2 separate regions of the Mus musculus genome follow, and region 1 is linked to region 2. Evidence: chromatin contacts called from ENCODE POLR2A ChIA-PET data. All regions are on one chromosome and are shown on one strand. Each heading gives the region's core, a stretch centred on a gene start or an enhancer-like site at or near the end of the contact. The rest is flanking DNA. Distances are from core to core; before and after follow the strand shown. Region 1 overlaps Tmcc2 (transmembrane and coiled-coil domains 2). Region 2 overlaps Gm29630 (a long non-coding RNA gene).

The links. ChIA-PET counts read pairs that join two places held with the same protein, here RNA polymerase II (POLR2A).
Region 1: POLR2A ChIA-PET joins it to region 2 with 27 read pairs in Patski. The contact joins two enhancer-like sites. POLR2A ChIA-PET finds 5 or more read pairs at or near these places in 2 of 5 experiments (Patski and embryonic stem cell).

Annotation. Positions count from the first base shown.
Region 1 is chr1:132,353,150-132,360,237 of GRCm38, reverse strand. Tmcc2 (transmembrane and coiled-coil domains 2) reads left to right here. Exons shown (of 5, transcript NM_178874.3): 4 at 1,200-1,335; 5 at 2,421-3,923. The coding sequence ends at 2,732. Among named protein-coding and RNA genes, the nearest start is that of F730311O21Rik, 15 kb to the right of the region's middle. Within about 2 kb of position 4,842, at least 2 of the 3 ENCODE cell types and tissues checked have a DNase peak (open chromatin) inside an H3K27ac peak, as active enhancers do.
Region 2 is chr1:132,266,315-132,273,043 of GRCm38, reverse strand. Gm29630 (a long non-coding RNA gene) reads left to right here. Exons shown (of 4, transcript XR_387388.2): 4 at 4,378-4,443. Among named protein-coding and RNA genes, the nearest start is that of Gm29630, 8.7 kb to the left of the region's middle. Within about 2 kb of position 4,757, at least 1 of the 3 ENCODE cell types and tissues checked has a DNase peak (open chromatin) inside an H3K27ac peak, as active enhancers do.

The sequences.
Region 1 (7,088 bases), core at 3,593-6,092, 87 kb before region 2:
AGTGGGAAGCAAGAAAGCTGCTCTGAGCTATGGAGGCGACTGCAGGGTCCAGCAATGCCGAGAGGAACCTCCGCAGAGCTTTCTCCAGAATGGAAGAGGGGGCACAAGACCTCTGGAAGGAAGGTTCTGTTGTTCTCAAGATGCCTTGGGGTGTTCTGTGCTTACAATTCACAAAGAGGAAACTAAGGCCAGCACCATAGCTATGCTCCTCTGGAGAGGCTGTTGTTTGGAATGAACTTTGGAGGCAGCTTCTTGGATTCAAATCCCATATCTTGCTTTTAGTACCTTAAACAAACAGCTAGCACCCTGGACCTGGTTTCCCTGCTGAGAAATGAGGATAGCTCTGACTGATATCATGGTGTGGTTATAAGAGTGTATCCGCTGGCTAGGTGTGATGGTGCGGGCCTTTAATCGCAGCACTCAGGAGGCAGAGGCAGGCAGATCTCTGTGAACTGAGGCCAGCTTGGTCTATACAGCAAGTTCTAGGCCAGCCAGAGCTACATTGTAACCCTGTTTTTGTTTTGTTTTGTTTTTTTAAAGAAAAAACTGAAGAAGTCAACCTATGAATGCAAACTGGAGATAGATAAGTAGGGTGGACAGTTGGAATACCTCAGACTCCTAAGGTCACGAATGGACTGGAGGCTGCTCCTCCCCCACCTCCTCCTTCTCTGGGATTTGGGGGACCTTTCCCTTAGCACTTCTTCTTTCTAGATGATAGTTTGTAAAATTGAGGGGAACCCCACGTAAAAACTAGTCACCCTCGCTTTAGAGTCGTCTTTTGATCCGTGGTGATTTTCATAGCAGAGGTCACATGCTTTGTACCCCAGGATCTCTGCTACCCAGAGAGCATCTTAGCCAGGGTTTAGGAATCTGGGTTGAAGTCACTTAATCCTGAATTGCCTGACAAGAGCCATGAGGTCCTGTACAGGTTCCTTAGTAGTCTCTGTCTCATTCTTCCACCTGTCAATACGGATGACCTCGTCCTGTCTCATGAGGCTGTGTGAGAATCCTCTGAGGTGATGCAGGCAATGCTTAGCACAAGGCTGTCACAGAGAAATGCTGCGCTATCACGGGGGTTAAGATGAGAGCGGGACTGGACACATGGGTGGGCTGCATGTCGCTACTGACTGGCGCCTTGGTCCTGGGGAGAGAAGAGCTGAGTAGCCAAAGAAGTGGTGTTGCCTGCCCCTCTCCCCTAGGTATGAGAGGCTGGAGGAACAGCTGAACGACCTGACTGAGCTTCACCAGAATGAAATGACCAACCTAAAGCAGGAGCTGGCCAGCATGGAGGAGAAGGTGGCCTACCAGTCCTACGAGAGGGCCCGGGATATCCAGGTATGGCCAGGACCACTCTGGGGAGGTCCCAATATGCTGACAGAGCCAACAGCAACTGCCCTATCTGTAGGCACAGGGTACAGGTGACAGTGTGGAGGTGGACACATCACATGGAACACGACGAGCAGAAACATATCCATGGGGCCAATTGGTACAGGAAGCCAAAGAGGGGAGTGTTCGTGGGGTAGAGATAAGAGCAACGTAAGTCTTCGCCCAAGTGTGTGCACTATATAAAGGCAAACCAGTGGGTAAAGGCCACCTTCATTTGCCACATCTTTTTGGTGACAGGTTTACAAATGAATAATTGTTATTTCCAGGCATTTCCTTGCCTCAATATGGAGCTGGGATCAGTAAGCAAGACTTCCATTTCCTTAGATCCTCCTCAAACAGTCTTCATTAGAGTTCTGTTCCCAGTCCTAGCTGTGCCCTTGGCTGTGAAGAGGGGCCATGTGCTACCACCTTCTTGGTACAGTAGCAAGATGCATGAGGTTGGATAATTTGTAAAGAGAAAAGGTCTGCCCAGCTCTCACTGGAGTGTGGAGTCATCCTCTCCTTACAGCTGGTAAGGACCTCACAGCTATAGCCTCCCCAGGGCAGGGACTGTGTCACATGGTGAGGCAGAGAGATTTGGGGGTCAGACTATTCCTGACCCCCAAAATCTTGTAACTCAGATATAGCTCAGAGTCCAGCAATCCCACCAGTGACTTATTTCTTTACAGTAGACACACACACACACACACACACACACACACACACACTTTAAAAGTTCACTACCAGCCGGGCATGGTGGCGTACGCCTTTAATCCCAGCACTTGGGAGGCAGAGGCAGGCAGATTTCTGAGATCGAGGCCAGCCTGATCTATAAAGTGAGCTCCAGGACAGCCAAGGCTATACAGAGAAACCCTGTCTCAAAAAACCAAAAAAAAAAAAAAAAGTTCACTACCCTAACATTGCCATGCAGAAAGCAAGCTTCCAAGCTTACCCCTGAGGCCACACTGAAGCCCTACTGGAATCAGCACAGGTGGACTGGGCTCAGTCTAGTCTCAGCCACCCTGGGCTTCCACATCCACCCTCTGTCCCCACAGGAGGCCGTGGAGTCCTGCCTGACCCGAGTCACCAAGCTGGAACTGCAGCAGCAGCAGCAGCAAGTGGTGCAGTTAGAAGGTGTGGAGAACGCCAACGCGCGCGCCCTGCTGGGCAAGTTCATCAACGTGATCCTGGCACTCATGGCCGTGCTGCTGGTGTTTGTGTCCACCATTGCCAACTTCATCACCCCCCTCATGAAGACGCGCCTCCGGATCACCAGCACCGCCCTCCTGCTCCTCGTCCTCTTCCTACTGTGGAAGCACTGGGCCTCCCTCACCTACCTCCTGGAGCATGTGCTGCTGCCCAGCTGAGCGGCTGCCGCCCCACCCTGTGCTCTCCGGATCCCACTAGCCACAGGCATCTCCAGGAGGGCCCGGGGCTCCTGCGTCCCTCGGGGTCTGTCATGTGACCTGTTTGGCCCCTAACTGTCCCTTCTTTTCACTGCTTCTGTCTGACACCATCTCCCTTTCGGCCTGAAGGTTTCAGAGAGGGTGCTCTGGGCTGGAGGGAGCAGGGACACTCTCAGCCAAATGGAGCAGTGGGGAGACACCAGGGCTGCATTATTTGAATTATTTTGCAGCCACATGGGACTTTTCTGGGTTGACAAGAGGATGCTCTAGTCATGTAAGCCACTAAGATAGAAGGCCAGTCTCAGTTTCCCTAGGGAAGAGCCCATCCTGGAGGCAGCCACAGTTTCCTCCCATGGAGATGGTCTGGATAAAAGCCAGTGGGAGGCCCTGCTGAGCCTAGAGAGTGCAGAAAGGGGAGGGTCCCCAGCCTTGGGGCCAGAGGGCAGGCTTGGCACAGCCACTGGGAGCTCAGCCTCCCCTCCTCCTGCTTCTCCTTCCACTTGAGCTGGTTTGAGACTGGTTTCTGGAGGCTGTGGGGTGTAACTTTGGGTTTGTATTTTTTCTGCTCATCTTTCTGCCTGTCACCGGGTGTGCTGTTTTTCTGAAAAAAAAACAGGCCCCAAGGGCCCTGAGCCTCCAGCCCAAACCCTTAGACCTCTGGGATCACGTTGAGTTCTATTTATTTATTTACTTATTTATTTATTTGTACCCACCCTTCCCTCACTTCTGCCCAGCTGGGCTCCAGAGAGAGGACCCTGCCCATCCTCCTTTTGAAGCCAGGACTTATTCTTGGTTCATCATACTCCAGACCATGTATCCTCTGGTGTCCTGGCTGGAAGAAGGGGCGTGTGGCCATGCAGCCCGCTCTCCCAAGCTGTCCCAGCAAATGGGCAGGAGGGGCATGGCCTCTTTTATATATATATATCTATTTATTTTATATGTGTGTTTGTGAGGAAGAGGATATTTGTCATTTCCTTAAGGCTCTGGAGTGTTGTGTTCGATTCTGCACAGCCCAGCCTCCCCGAGGGCCTTTCCAAGCACAGTGGGGATTTCTTAGAACAGGAGAGAGGAATCCATGAAGCAGGAGAAGCAGTGCCTGCCAGCTGTGGTGGACCTTCCTAAGAAATAAATATCCTTTATGTTTTCAAACCATCCTGTCTGAGGTCTGCTGATTACACTGTCTCTGAAAAATCACAGGATTTCTCCCCACACTGAAGCATTCTGGGTATCATCTGCTGGCCAGATGTTGTCTTCCATACTGAATGAGGAACACACACACACACACACACACACACACACACACACACACACACACACTCACCTGCCTTGCTCTGAGCAACTTAAATGATATGCCTATCAATCCATCCAGCCCCAGCTTTGTTGGAGCACTTCCCAGAAGGGAAATGGAGAAGCGCCCATAGATGCTGTGACCAGTTGTAGCCACAAGGGGTCAGCAGAGTCCGTGCTCCAAAACCTCTCTCAAGACGAAGTCCTCACAAGGCTACTGGCTTTAGCTTGGCTTTGTTACACTTGTTCAGCTGAGGCAGGGAGTACCAGCTTTCCAAGTATGGTGTGGAGGCCTAGCACTTAGTGCCTGCCCTGTGGTTGTAGCACCTACCCCTAACAGCCCCAAAGCACTTCCCAGCAGGACCTTTGTGGATATTTGCAGTAGGCCCTTTGCAGGAGAAGGCAGCAAGAGGAGCTATGATAAAGCAGAACAAAAATAAACCAAAAAAAAAAAAAAAAAAAAAAAAAACAACCTTTGGTCTCAGCACATAACTAGTGCCCTGTAATTAACTCCCAGCCTTTCTCTGGGCCTCAGTTTCCCCATCGGGAAAGCAGGCTGGAGGTGGCCACTGTGCATGTCAATTCTGTGCTGGTATCCCAGGGCCCTGTGAGTCTGACAAGCAAACATTGCAGCTGCGTCTGTGGCCTCAGGCTCCAGGGGACCCAGAGACCGGAGAGGGCACAGTGCTGCCACCACAAGAGTTTGCCCTCTGTTACGTAGGAGTGTTGCCAGACAGCCTTCCAGCTATTCCAGTCTTGGATCTTGTACCCCCTTTCTTTTCCAACCACGTGTCTATGTGCACCTCTCTTGGGGGCCACAGGTGGCCCAGAGCCCACATTCTTGGGCCACAGGTAGGGGGTGGCTGCTCCTGGCTAGACATTTCCTACATTCCTTCCAAGGTCAGATGCCTTCCCAGAATTGGCTCTGAATGCCACTGCCAGCTGCGGCCCACACCGAAAGGGAGCAGGGAGGAAGCAGAGGTCATTCTTGGTCAGTTCTGAGGCTGCAAAGCAAACAGCCTAAGGGAGGTGCAGGCCCCCAAGCTGCATCTTTGTCAAAGAAAGCACTGGCTTACTTCCCTCAGCCAGGAGACAATGGGACACCTAACAGAACCCTGCCATCCTGGGGCTCAGGGAGGCTCCCCTGTTTGTGTCTGTTTGTGTTCCCTCTTTTTTTTTTAAGAAGGGTGAGTTATCCCCCACTTCTTTCTCTTCCCTGAGGTCCAGAGAGTGAGACATTGAGTCAGGGTTACCACTCGTAGTCTGCCTCCTTCAGACTACAAGACCTAGAGGCAGGCCCTTCCCAGAGCATCTATCCCACAAGTGCAGGTCTCACCCCCAGGGTACTAGAGAGCTTAGTCAGACTGGTAGACACCCACTACCTGGGTCTCTTTGGGTGGGGGCAGATAAAAAGACTTGGTGCCTTCTCTCTCCTGGGCAGGTAGCTGCAGAGCCAGCCCACTCGATAACCTCTTGGGTCACAAAGCTGCAGCAAGTGCAAGCTCTGCAAACCCAAAAGGCAGCCCAGGCCTAGTGTGGGGTACAGCTGATTTGTCTGTGCTGCCGAGTGAGGGCAGGGAGGAGACACTGGGACCACGGGAAGAGGAAGGGGAGCTATAACCAGATCTTTCAGGCAGGCTAACCTCTCCTGCAGAGGCAGGCCCTGCAGTCAATCCCGGATCTGGGCTCAAAGTCAACACTGCCACTAGCCTTAGACCTGTCGCACCCAGCTGTTGTCTCACATCGGCCAGTAAGAATGGTGTCTCTGGTACACAGGTGTGGTAACAGGAGACATGTGAGACATCGCATGCCTAAACTTGATGGCACACTCCCTGGAACGTAGAGAAATAACCCAAAGAATGACCACTCCACCTCAACACTAACGCCGGGTGGCAGGTCCAGAACTCCTTGGAGGAACTGAGGTGGACTCTGTAAAGACACACAGGGTGACACTGGCAACACCTCTGACCTGAAGACCCAGGAGCCTTTTCCTCCAGACTAAGAGCCTGCTGATTTGTCTAAGTCTCTCCCCTCAGTCTAATCAGCAGAAGCTTGGCTTCCTAGAAGATGAGACCCACCTGTCCTGAGCCGACATCAAAGCCCTGCAAATGTATCTGTGCGGGGCCCTCCCTCCTCTAGCAGGTGTGGTGTCTAGGAAAGAGAGTGAGTTCCAAAGTCAAGGTGTGTGGATTTGAGTCAAGACTGTCAGCCCCTACACTTGAGAGGAAATGATGTCTACATTGCCCATCGAGTAGGATTTGGCAAGGCACAGAGGTGTCAGGAGTGGGTGTGGTCCCACAGTGCCCCAAAATGACCCCCTCGGGAGCTATTTCCAGGAGATTTCCTACCCATCTAGGACTCCAACAGGGACTCTGATTTGCCACCAGGGCTAGACAAGGAAGCAGCCAGAGTGAAGTGGCTTGAAAGCTTATTGACAACTCTCAGATGAACATGGGAAGAGGCCATGGGCCCCAAGACCTGCTGGGATGGTGTCAAGGGAGGAGAGGAGGTGGGGCTTGCACAGCATATCCAGACGTGTTGGTAAGTCCTGAGTCACCCAAGCAGCCAGAAGGGCAGTCTGGGTGGGGACAGCAGCACTCCCTCTTATACACAGAGCCTCCAGGAGAGCACTCCCACGCTGACAACCCAGCCCTGACATAGTTCGCCGAGTGACCGTCTGGATGAAGTGGCCTGGGCCCATCACTGCTGAAAAGGTCACTTCTGCCACATCCCTGCCTACAGGAAGGACTTATCAAGTTGACTCTTGTTCCAAAAGTACCCCAAGGCTCTTCCCCAGTCTGCCTTTGGGGATCCTGGCTCTGTACCCCGTTAAGCATCTCATCTGAAGCTTCGTGGTTGCCTCTTTCCTTACCCTTATGGGAATTTCAACTCACTGGATAGAAGCCAAAGGCCAGTAAATGCGGTGGCCAGACCCTGTCTTGGCTACAGAAAGGCCACTTCCTCACATCAATCCCCCAGCTGAGAAGCCACTAGCTGTGTCAGGAAAGGTCTTGAGCTATACTTGGAGGT
Region 2 (6,729 bases), core at 3,508-6,007:
TTTTCCAGTGTCAAATTGTGAGCTGGGCAGGGGTGAGTACAACTAAAGAGAAGCAGCAGCTCCAGCAACTGATGATCACCACAGGGGAGGAATGTCCCCACAGCCAGGACAGGGATATTGGCTCTGGATGGGGATCCAGGCAGATCACCAAACAGCACACATTCAGACACTTGAGTAATTAACATTTGTTATGCTTTGGATGCAAAATGTACTCCCCCCCACCCCCATGCCCACACACACACACACACACACACATATGCGTGCACGCGCACAGACACCTGTGTTCGTCCTCAGCTGGTGGTGTTCATCTGGAAAGTTATAACAGCTCTAGGAACTGGAGCCTCTTCAGAGGAAGTTATCCGTAGGCAGAGTGGACCTTCAGGCTTATAGCTTAGACTCACTCCTGTGCTTTGTCCCACTCTGCTTCCTGCATCCCTGAGACGTGAGAAGGAGAGGAGCCCTGCCACATGTTCCTGCTACCCTGTTGGACCGTGTCTCCCCAGTCAGGCATGAATCAAAGCAGATCCTGCCTCTCGTAAACTAGTTCTTGTCATGTATTTGGTCACAATGGCCAATACAAATGTGTACATCTGTTCACCCCACCACGTCCTGAGCCCCTGGATGAAGCAATGGCTGGTCATTGTATCCCACCTCCTAGAAGAGAGCCTGGTACAGCAAGTCCTCCATTAGGATGGAAAACAATTGAGGAAAATTGCAACTGAAGCATCTGAAGTAACAAACTGTAGCTCCCGAAAAAGACATTGCTCGCTGTATGAGGTACCAACAGGTAAATGGTTAGAATGTGTGAAAGCAGACCACAACCTTTGCATCACTGCAGAGGTGTGGTGGTTTAAATGAAAGTGGCCCCCATAGACTCATAGGGAGTGGCACTATTAGGAGGCGTGGCCTTGTCTGAGTAGATGTGGTCTTGTCAGAAGTGTGTCACATTCTCTTCCTGCTGCTTGTGGATCAAGATGTAGAACTCTCAGCTCCTTCTCCAGCACCATGTCTGTCTGTGCACAGCCACACTTCCTGCCGTGCTGATAATGAACTGAACCTCTGAATTGTAAGCCAGCCCCAATTAAGCGTTTTCCTTTATAAGTGTTGCTGTGGGTCATGGTGTCTCTTCACAGCAATAGAACACTAAGACAAGGAGTTACCAAAAAGGCAGATCTGTTCACCTGAGTAACTCATCGCCACTTTGGGAGTGCATGAGGTATTTAAAAGGAACCTTCTGGTGGCTTCTTATGAGCAGGAGTCACTGATGTCATACTGTCACTGGTGATTAACCCATAGGAAGCCTTGGCTGGGGAGAGAACAGGTTTCTTCTTTCTGATCTCAGGTTTGGGAAACCCTGCTGCTGACTGATAGATGACATGCTCCCGACACTGTCCCATGTGGCCTGCTTTCTGGAGTAATGTCCCTTTTCAAGGGAGCTGCTGCAGAGTGCTGCCCGTGGCCTTTTGCCTAGAAGCTGTGTCAGGCCTATGAGCACAGGCAACCCCTGGAACCCGCACGGCTGCCACCACTCAAACAAAGAGAAATCCTGGCCCCTGGGAGCCCACCCACTGAGCTGTATTCATCACACACCTCAAAAATCAAGAAAGGGGCCTGGTGGTGGTGATGGTTCCTGGCTTTCATCCCAGCCCTCAGGAAGCAGAAACAGGAGGATCTCTCTGAGTTCAAGGCCAGGCTTGTCTACAGAGAGAGTTCTAGAACAGCCAGGGCTACACAGAGAGACCCTGTCCCCCCCAAAAAAAATCAAGAAAGGGATCCTATCTGACTTCTGAATTTGGTAGTGAAGATAGGCAGGGGGGCTGGTGAGATGGCTCAGTGGTTAAGAGTGCCGTCTGCTCTTCCAAAGGTCCTGAGTTCAAATCCCAGCAACCACATGGTGGCTCACAACCATCCCTAACAAGATCTGATGCCCTCTTCTGTAGCTGTCTGAAGACAGTTACAGTGTACCTAAATATAATAAATAAATCTTTTTAAAAAAAAAAAAAAAAAGACAGGCAGGGGATACAGTGAAGAAAGCCAGCAATTGAGGCACTGACAAGCAGCTAAAGGATTTCAATGGGTCTCCATGAAAATCCCAGAAAAGAATACTGTTAGTAGAATTCTTTAATGAGTTTGGGACTAGAAAACGCACAGAAGCAACCCAGGGCTCTGATGGGTTCTACTAGAACAAGAAGTGCTCAGGTCCCAGTGCCAGGTAAGCCAAGCCTGACTACTCTGGGACATTCTGGTTAGATGCTATAGAAAATGGGGCGAGGGATTTATCTAGGTACAGTTTGGCTTGGCTACAACATACTTTTAGGGAGAAGTATGTAGTGATGTGCTGGCGTAGAAGGGGGAAATCTGGTTTGCTATCTATTCAGAGATAGAAAACTAGGTCCTACAAATACTCTAAGCTGCAAATGTATCTTGTTTACCAGTTTTATTTATTCATTTGGTTGGTTGGTCAGTTAGTTAGGGCTGCCCTCAACTTGCTATGTAGCTGGAGTCCCCTCAAACTTTTTTTTTTTAAGATTTATTTATTTTATATATATGAGTACCCTGTCGCTGTCTTCAGACACACCAGAAGAGGGCATCAGATCCCATTACAGATGGTTGTGAGCCACCATGTGGTTACTGGGAATTGAACTTAGGACCTCTAGAAGAGGTTCTTCTTCTAGAGGTGACACTTCTAGTGCTGACTAGCACTCTCAACTGTGAGCCACCTCTCCAGCCCCTCTCGCCCCTGTCAAACTTTGACCCTTTTCCTTCTACCTCGCAGGTAAAGAGGTCACAGGTATACAACTACGTGGTTTTGTTTTTAAAATTAATTTAGGGGGTTGGAGAGATGGCTCAGGAGAGATGCCCAACAGTAATTCCCTTACCCAGGACATCACACACACACACACACACACACACACACACACACCTTTTCTGTGAATTTGACTCAGGTTAGGTCTCATGCTGATGGACTCATGCAGTGTAGATCCTTTTGTGACTGGCACATTTCGATCATCATGACATCTCCTCAGTTCATCACGAGCTCAGTGTCACCTCAGAGAACATGGTGCTTGTCCTACACTTGAAGAAACCAACCCTTCATCCCCACAAGGATCGGGTGCAGTAAAGGTTTTAATCTGGATGCATTGATTCCCTGTCCAGAGCAGGCTGCCCGCCGTGCCCTACTCCTACCCTTAGTTCTTTGCGTTTCAGCACTGAGGGTAGAAGCAGTGTGCTCCTCCCAGCAACACGACCACCCTAGCTCACAAATGTACCCCATGTTCTTCTCTCTGTGTCCTCATTTGAAGGGGCTGCCCAACATCCCTCTTGTGAAAGGAAAAAGAGCTACTCTTTAGTCGGAACAGTAACGGTTGGTTATGAATAAGCCGTTCCAAAACCACATTTGTCCTGACCCCTTCCCGCAGCACTAGGTAACCCTTAACTCCGTAGAGAATTTTAAGAGCCGCTCTCTAGGAACTGAAGCTGTCACACTAACCCTGTTGCCAGGCAATGGAGAGCAACGTCCTCAATCTATGCCTGCAGAGTGCCTAAAATACGTCCCCGTGGCTCTCCAGACATTAATGCATTAGCCTGGGCTGCACGTAGGTGACCGGTGCACAGGAGCAATCTTGGGAGCTGTCTTTGTGTCTTTCTCTGAGGGGGAGCAGCCCTGCCCCAGCCTCTCCACTTCCTACTCATACCCAGAGGACCAAGAAGGAAATAACCCTGCGCTGTACCCAGCAGCAAGGAAGCCCCACATGACCCTCCTCACAGGTGCTTCTCTTACTTGGGCAGTGTTGCTTCACACAAACTGATGGGTTTCCTTTCATCTGGGTATCTGTGGGGATCCTCCCAGCTAATCAGCTAGGGGCTTTCTTGGTGTGTGTGGAATACACACTTCTGTGTAAGTGCACATGTGTGTGGTATACAGAGTGTGTGGGGTATACACTCCTGAGTGTGTACCTGTGTGTGTATATTCTTGTGTATGTGTGCAAACATGCAAGAAGATGCCAGAGGTTGGCCTTGGATATATTTCTGTATCATGTCTCAATTTTATGTTTTTGAGGCAGGCTCTCTCACTAAACCTGGAGTTGTTTGGCCCAATTAGCTGAGCAGTGAGCCATTGGGATCCTCCTGTGTCCTCATTTCCCCAGTCCTGGAGTTACAGGTGTGCCCGGCCCCACCCAGCTTTCTGTGTGGATGCTGGGAGTTGGAATTCAGGCCCCCTAGGCTTGCACAGGAAGCACTTTACCCCACCCCAGCACTTGCCTATTTTAGTCTTGGGGAAAGTTCTGGCTTCAGAAAAGGATAAAGTTTAATTTTACCTCAGTTCCTCGAATCAACAAGGCTTTCCTTTTTTAGTTGTATTTTCTTTTCTTATAGTTGCAGGGATGGAAGCTGGGGCCTCGCACATGCTCGGCAACACTCTGCTGCCACCGAACCTCATCCCCAGCCGCTCCACAAGAATTCCCCTCAGGGGGCTGTGGGGGTGGCAGGGTTGGAAGAAGAGGAAGATTAAAATAAAACAGCACTGCAAACACAAATAACCCTTCTTAATTTCGAGGCTCACCAGCAACCTCTATAGATCTGGACAATGTGGTCTGGCACCTCTCTATTTATGACTGGCAACAAAAATAACGCGGTCCTTAACCAATTATTTTAAAAAGTTGGTAGCACAGCATTTCTGTGAATGTCAAAAGAAAACAACAAAAATAGAGCCTTTAAGAATTTCTTCCATCTGGCATCCTGCATGCACACTGGCTGAATAAAGATGTAAACAGTACAGCCCACTGTAGAACAGGCCTCCTGCTCTATATAGAGAACACAGCCCAGGGTTCCCGTGTGACGTGCAATGAACTGGATTCTGCTACTTCAGCCAGTATACCCTGCACCTGTTACCAATCCTGGAAATCACTGAGTGGCAGTTGTGGCCCTGAGATAGGCAGAAGCAGTGACCTTTACAGACATGAACACAACCAAGGCCCTGGGGATGACAGCCTGTCCCAAGCTAAGGCTGCAGGATGGAGGCCACCAGAATGTCTTGCAAGCCTTTTGTTCATTTTAGGGACTTCTCTTCAAAGGAACAAATAAGAGGCAAGATCTGGGTCATAGTCTTGAGGCTTCAAATGTCTGTTTGCGTTGGGACGTGCTCAGAAGTAAGCAGGTGCTTTCCAGAGTGAATGCAGAGCCAGGCTTGAAAAGAGATGAGTAACTATTGAGAGAGTTTTCCACCCAAGGAGCCAGGTTTGCAAGGACACAGTGGGGCAGTCAAAACTGGAAAAATAAAAATAAAAGCCCTTCATACTTAGGAGTTTGCTGAGTAAGGAGAGAAGAAACCGGAGTGCTGATTTTTCCCTATTACTGAGAACATTGTAGCTGCCTTTTGCTACTTTGTAGGTGCTTGTTTCTTCCACCCTTCTCCGCCACTTTCCACCTTTCAGTCCCTTGACACTAGATAGGAGAGAAACAAGGACAGAGGAGAAAGGGGGCAATGTTATCATAAGACTACTTCCTGCTATCGGGATATCTAATTTCTTGTTGTTTCTTCTTTCTGCATGACTACTTAACAAACCATGACCAACCAGCAACCACTGACAAAAAACCACCAATCACCAATCACCAACTCCACCTCGGGAGGGCAGAGGGTGGGGGATGAGGGTGCAGGTGGGGGTGGGGGGAGGACTAGCACTTACATACCCTCTGAAAAGTTCCCAGAATTCCAAACATCACACAATTGCAGAAACTATCTACAGCTGGCAAAAATCACAAGGCAAGCCTTAGTCAGCTGCTCTGAGCAGTCCCTGCACCTGGGATTAAAATGAAAGCACATTCCGTTTGTTTGTTTGTTTTTCACTTTGTTTTGTTTTTAAGAAAACAGACTTCTCCATACGGAACAGCCAGGGAGAAGCCTTGCCTTGGTATTTTATTTGGCCAAAGTTCAAGATCTCAATGCCGAGGCTTCTTCAGGGTCATTGCGTAGCTGAAAGGTGAGAAGGCAGGGTTGGTGACTCTCTGGAATCAAGAGGCACTTAAGTCCTGTTTGTTGTGCAACTGGACTCCAGGCATGCAGCGGGGTGGGGAACATAGTTAGAAACACACACTGCCCAGCTGAGAAGCAGGAGGAAGCTCTGTGTGCTGTGTTGTTTGAGATGAGGCAAATGCCTCTTTCTTATAGGGCTGCACCAGGAGTCTGAGACACTGTCCTCAGAAGGGCGTGACTTTAAAGAGTCACTCTGAAAGTAGTGTCCTCCAGAAGATCCCCCATGACAGGAAAGTGAGGCTGGTGGCAGCTATGCATCTGGGAGGGGACCCTTTTGACCGAGGTTAGACTTTTCCTCTGCCTAGAATTCTAGGCATGACCTATTCAGCATCTAGTGTATGGTTCTCCCCCACCCCACCTCCCTATTTGAACTTTCTCTTCCTTTCAAAAGATCAAACAAGTGAACAACTTCCACAAGTGTAGCTTGTATTGTTATAGCATGGAGACAGGACAGCAGTGGAGAAAGTGGTCTTCTCTGCATTAGCCTGGTGGCATCTGGGATGAAGAACTAGATTCTAGGGTATCAGTATGCTCTATACCTGCATATTTTGTCCAATCAATAGGGAAAAAAAGAGTGTCTTAGTTAGGGTTTTACTGTTGTGAACAGACAACATGACCAAGGCAACTCTTATAAAGGAAATATTTAATTGGGGCTGGCTTACAGGTTCGGAAGTTCAGTCCATTATCATGGACTG